Regions from separate parts of the Mus musculus genome. Here region 2 is linked to region 1. The links are chromatin contacts, found by POLR2A ChIA-PET in ENCODE. All regions are on one chromosome and are shown on one strand. Each heading gives the region's core, a stretch centred on a gene start or an enhancer-like site at or near the end of the contact. The rest is flanking DNA. Distances are from core to core; before and after follow the strand shown.

The links. ChIA-PET counts read pairs that join two places held with the same protein, here RNA polymerase II (POLR2A).
Region 2: POLR2A ChIA-PET joins it to region 1 with 23 read pairs in embryonic stem cell. The contact joins the promoter of Traf7 here to the promoter of Msrb1 in region 1. POLR2A ChIA-PET finds 5 or more read pairs at or near these places in 4 of 5 experiments (Patski and embryonic stem cell).

The regions. Positions count from the first base shown.
Region 1 is chr17:24,735,203-24,737,902 of GRCm38, forward strand. Msrb1 (methionine sulfoxide reductase B1) reads left to right here and starts at 1,391. Exons shown (of 5, transcript NM_013759.3): 1 at 1,391-1,560. The coding sequence starts at 1,506. Rpl3l (ribosomal protein L3-like) reads left to right here. Exons shown (of 10, transcript NM_001163945.2): 8 at 215-310; 9 at 520-639; 10 at 798-941. The coding sequence ends at 854.
Region 2 is chr17:24,526,672-24,529,371 of GRCm38, forward strand. It overlaps Traf7 (TNF receptor-associated factor 7), which reads right to left and starts at 1,267. Exons shown (of 21, transcript NM_001172113.1): 1 at 1,095-1,267. Rab26 (RAB26, member RAS oncogene family) reads right to left here. Exons shown (of 9, transcript NM_177375.1): 9 at 2,383-2,700. Rab26os (RAB26, member RAS oncogene family, opposite strand) reads left to right here and starts at 1,580. Exons shown (of 2, transcript NR_045289.1): 1 at 1,580-1,765; 2 at 1,965-2,073. LOC115488833 (a small nucleolar RNA gene) reads left to right here and starts at 1,805; the gene lies at 1,805-1,882.

The DNA of each region.
Region 1 (2,700 bases), core at 141-2,640:
AGCATCAGTGTGCCCACAAAAAGGCATATTGTTAAATGAGATGACACAGGAAAGATACTTAGTATTCAGTTGAGATGTTACTGCCCCCTGAGGAGTGACCCAGTGGGAAGGTATTGTCCCTGCACCCTGGGGTCTGCGCATAGGGCTCCCTCCCACTACAGCCTCCTAACTTGGCTGCCCTGTTCCTGGCTTGGTGTGGTCTGTCTCCCTGTAGGGTGGCTTCCCCCACTATGGGGAAGTGAACAATGACTTCATCATGTTAAAGGGCTGCATTGCAGGTACCAAGAAGCGAGTGATCACTCTGAGAAAGGTCAGTGCTGCTTGGCAAGCTGGGGAGTGGACTCCAGTGGCCTGTTCTGTCCTTTAGCGTGCTCTGTGGTGGGTTGTGTGGTGGGAGAGTAAAGGAAGGGGGTCTGGCAAGAGCGAGGGATTGACTGAGTCCTCCTTGGTGTGAACTGGAGGTCACAGGAGGAGTCGGGGCCCTCTGTCCTTGACATCTCTTCTCTCTTGGATACCCAGTCCCTTCTGGTGCACCACAGCCGCAGGGCCCTGGAGAATATTGAGCTCAAGTTCATTGACACCACTTCTAAGTTTGGCCACGGATGTTTTCAGACAGCGCAGGAGAAGAGGGCCTTCATGGTGAGCTAGTCCCACTTGTTCCAGAGAGGAACTAGAAGAAGGGGCCTTTTTAGCAAACCAGTAGAGCAGGCCCTAGGTGGCCCTGGCACTGGCCGTAGGTAGTATTTCTTGACTGACTCTCCTGACTAACTCTCATCTTGTCTCCTCACCTTAACCAGGGTCCCCAAAAGAAACATCTGGAGAAAGAGAAGCCGGAGACCTTGGGAAACATGTAAGATGTCTGGAATGGAGCACACCTGGGATGTAGCACTCTTGCTATCTGTCCGGTCCTTTTTGTTCAATAAAGTCCTGAGGCAACTCTCTCTGTCTGTCTCTGTGTGTCTGTCTCTCTTCCACATTCCCTGGGAGGCTTGATGTAGATCTTAAGCCTGGGTCGGAGGTTGGGTGATCCCAGACGCGGGCGCAAGGTTTAGCGCCAGATAAGAGGGCTATAGATACAGCTGGGTAGATGCGCCTCCACGCCAGTTGCACAATGGTATTAGTAGTAGCTACCATTGGCTAGTACCAATGTTTATAGCCTAGCCGCTGTACTGGAGCTTAGCATAGGTTTGGCCTTCATCTTAACAGCTAAGCTTCCTGGGAGCGGCTCCCTGGGCGGGGCCTTCTAGAGGCGGAAGTAAGGACGTGATCTCTGGGTAAACTTGGCTGGATGGGTGGGGTTTAGGGCCTATGGGAGGAGAGACTCCTTGAGGGCGGGGCTGCTAGGAGGCGGCCGTGGGGAATCCAAGAGTGACTGGTCCCCTCTAGGGGCGGGGCTTATGGCGAATCGGAAAGTGATTGGTTATTGGGACTGGGTCGGGTTTGAGTCCAGATCTTAGGGTTTTACCCGGACCTGGCTGGGAGCTTTTGCCTGTCCCGTCGCGACCATGTCGTTCTGCAGCTTCTTCGGAGGCGAGGTTTTCCAGAATCACTTCGAGCCAGGTACACCCCGTGGCATTAAAGCATACATTGCCTCCTGGGGAGCTGTGGAGTTCCCGAACCGGGACTGGGCTAGTGTGGTTGCCGAGGAGAAGCGAGCCTGGGAAAAAAGAACTTGGAGGAGGGGAGCTGGGTGGCCAGGGCATTCTGGAGCAGGAGGACTTGAGAGGAGAAGGGACATTCCGGTAGACTCTGTTCTCGAGGGGGACAGGCCTTGAACTTCAAATGTAGATCTCTCTGGGGGATTCTCTGGGCCAGATGCGTAAGGGTGATGCCACCGGATGGTGTCAGAGTGGTCTGAACTTTAGAGCGGAATGATGGTGGTATGTGGTCCAAGGTCAGTGTTGGAATTTGCCCTGACAATGTACCCCCTCGCCCACCCCACCCCCCCGCCTGCAACCCCTGATTTGCTTGGATGAGCGGACAAGCTCTGCACTTGCTGTTCAATCCGGAATGTGCTGTCCCAGATGTCTCTCCGTCCTCTGCGTTGGTTGTCAATGGGTTCTTGCCAGCATAAATGAAGTTTGACCAGTACTGTGAGAGACGTTGCTTGGCTCCCTTCTTGCTGGGTTCTGCTGATCTGGACTAATTTGGTAAAAACTATGGCACTGGCGTTCCAGGGGCAGGATCTGTTTGTTAGATGTCAGTCCTCTAGAGGGCAGGGCTGTGACAATGGGCACCTCTATAAGCCAGTTGTTGTAATACAGGGTTGCTGGGAAGAGACCTCCCTTGAATTCTTTTTGGCTACAACACTCCAGTTGCCCTCAGGCTACCCTGGCAAGCTAGACACTCACTCAGTTTTGCTTCCTCTCCAGTTCCTGATACAGGTTGAAAGAACAGTTCAGACTCCAGGGTGTCTGTCCTCAAGTGGTGGGTGACCGATGATTCAGTACCCTGCAGGTTCCCATTTTTAAGTCTTTCAAACAGTTATGTAATTCAGTTTTGCAACCATCCTTACCCCTTCCACTCATGTGATCTTTTGGGGACAGGTTGAAACCTTTCTTCCCAGCTGCTGTTTTCTGGGGTTCCCTATTTGGCTTGGAAGACTGTCCTCTAGGGCCAGTCTGTTCCTAAGACCGGAGCTGATATCCATGGTATCCAAGACTGTTGACTAGCAGAGATGCCCACTTGAGAAAGAGGACC
Region 2 (2,700 bases), core at 17-2,516, 210 kb before region 1:
GCAGAGAAACATGAATGTATAGAGGATCTTCAGGATTGTCTTTATGACTGCAGCAGCGCCTGCCACAAAGATCCTCAGGAAAGAGATCTGGGACATGGAGAGGCCCCTGAAGAACAAGGCTGCAAAGGAATGAGCCTGTGCGTGCAGGGAGCGGGGCAGGAGGGGAGATGAGACAGATATCTCTAGACCTCAGCCTCATCTGATCATGTTGGCCTGCCTCAAAAGAATCTAGGCTGGGACAACTGGCCTCTAGTGAGGGTTAGAAGACGCTGGTCTAGCTTCCTCACTATTTTACTTGACTCATAAATCATCACACATACCAGAGGCTCTCAGACTTTACCCTGCTCTGCCTCTTAACCTTACCTATCACTTACCTATACTTGCTGGCTTGCTCCTCTGACTCCCCCTGCCTGTAAGGCTCTTCCTGAAATGTCTCAAGACTGACTGCTTCTCCATCAGATCTTCAGCTAACTGTAGGTCTCCCTACCAAAGATTTAAGAACGCCCAATACTCAATACTTTATCTGTGTTCAGTTCCCCCCCCCCCGTAAAACTTATCACAGTTCCTCATGATTTTTAACTTTTTATTTTAACTAGAATAACAGTACTGCAGGTGAGTTGCCACAAGGAGACAGTTACCAAAGTCTTGAGACATTTTTGTCATAACAAAACAGGGCTGTGGGTGTTACTACTACCATTCAGTGAACAAACTCAGAATTGCTGCTGGACTGCGTACAATGCACAGGACCCTAGAGGCAGAATGGTCTGTCTCAAAACCGCGTACCAGATGAGCTTATCAGTTTGGAATCCGGTTCTCCGCCGACTTTCCAGAGCCTAGGATACTGCTTGGCACACAGGCAGCGCTCAAAAAAACATAGGAGTGCAAAGACAACGAAAGAGAGAGTGAAGGGAAGGAGTGACAGACGGATTTACTTGGAGTCAGGAGGACTTATAGAGGCTGAGACCCCAGCCGTCTCAGTCCCGCCCCCCAGGCTAGGCCCACGACCGCTCGCGACGCTCCCACAACCAGCCCGCGCTCCACCGCACTCCCCGGAAGAAGGAGCCCCAGGTCTTGTGCTCCGCGCACTCACTCACCCGCCCGCGGCTGCCTAGGAGCAGCGACTTCACCCACCGGCATCATCTTGCCCCTCTCGGCCCGCGGCCGGGAAAGGTTTCAGGATACAGGAGCCGGAAGTCCCGGGGCAGGTCGGAACTTGTAGTTCACGGACTTCAGGAACTCTAGGTGCTGCTTCACGCTTTGAGCTTCCTAAACTACGACTTCCGGCGACCTCTGTACTGAAGGACCGGATTGGTAGCTTCAGAATCACTCTATGTTGCACATTGGAATTTGATTGGCTAACTGAACTCGTCACTCATGGACTCAATGGCTCTACAACCGGGAGGATATTCGAGCTACTCAAAATACCGCCTCCAAAACAAAAGTCGCTGTACGATTGGTGGAAATTGCAGGACAGCTCGAGGAGCATATCAGCAGTGGAGGAAGGTGGGCACTTCCTCAGAGGTGGCCCAATCACATAAGGGGCAGTTCTATAAACTCTTGAGCCTCGCGAGCAGTCGCTCTTTTTGGGAGTGAGTGTGTTCGTGGTCCCTTTCATCTAGGTTTTGTAAGGAACGTTTTGGGAGTAGTGCTCGCCGAATGGAACTCAAAGGACCTCTGCTACAGATCTGCCTTCCTCCCGAGCTGAAGTGCTTTAGTCCTAAGGGTTTAACCCTTCCCCATTTTTCTTCTGACTCCATTTTTGCAGGTATGAACTGGTCGGGCCTGGCTTCCCTTTTCAGCCCCAAGCCCGTGATGAATTAATTTCTGACACCTCGTATGAAAACTGCATGCGTAGTCTGATTACATTATAAGACTGAGGCTTGGGCGCGACGTCACTAATTGGATGGGTTTTGAGTGAAAAGTTAACCAAAGTAAAGATTTATGTTTGATTTTTTTTTTTTCAGGGCATGTTGAGTCGGCTGCATCTAGAGATCCAACGAGTAGGAGTGTTGGCTGGTAAGCTGGGCATCCGTGTATCTGAGTTTCTTAGCAATAAAGTGAAATGCAATCTTACTGTGGTTTCAGACGTTGTGATTTCATGTGCTGATAGCACAGTGCCGTAGAGGCCCTGGTTTGGCGTCACACAGTCCGCAAAGGGGTTGACTAAGATATTCTGTTTGAATCATTCTAATCTAGGGTGACCTTATAAGCCAGCACTACTTAAGGAATAGGCTGTGGGGCACCCTAATCTTGATAGTAAACTATTCCTGTGGGAATTTTGGTGACGGTATCAGCGCATGTGTAAATTAAGTGTTTCCCCAGGTGAAGTACCTTTACCCCCCCACTAAGCCATTTTTGCCCCAGGAGGTGGTTTTCCACAGATGACACAAACTCCAGAAACACCTTTATTAATAGGGACTTAGAGGACAGGTTTTCACTCAACATTTGTGGCTTGGTGACTTTAGTACAAAGTGGAACGGACTGGGCCAGCCTGCTAAGTTGTGACTGGGTTCTATCATTCTGACCTTGCTGTGCGTCCCTATATCAGCCTCCTAGTGAGTCGGAAGCAGTCCAACAAATGGACAGTGACTGACATAGCCTTGAGTGGGGTCCTGTCTGAGCAGTGTGCTGCGTGTGGTCCCCCTCCTCACTTCTGGGAGTGCCCAGAAGAGGGCAGCAATGTGCTGTGGCCTGGTTTTT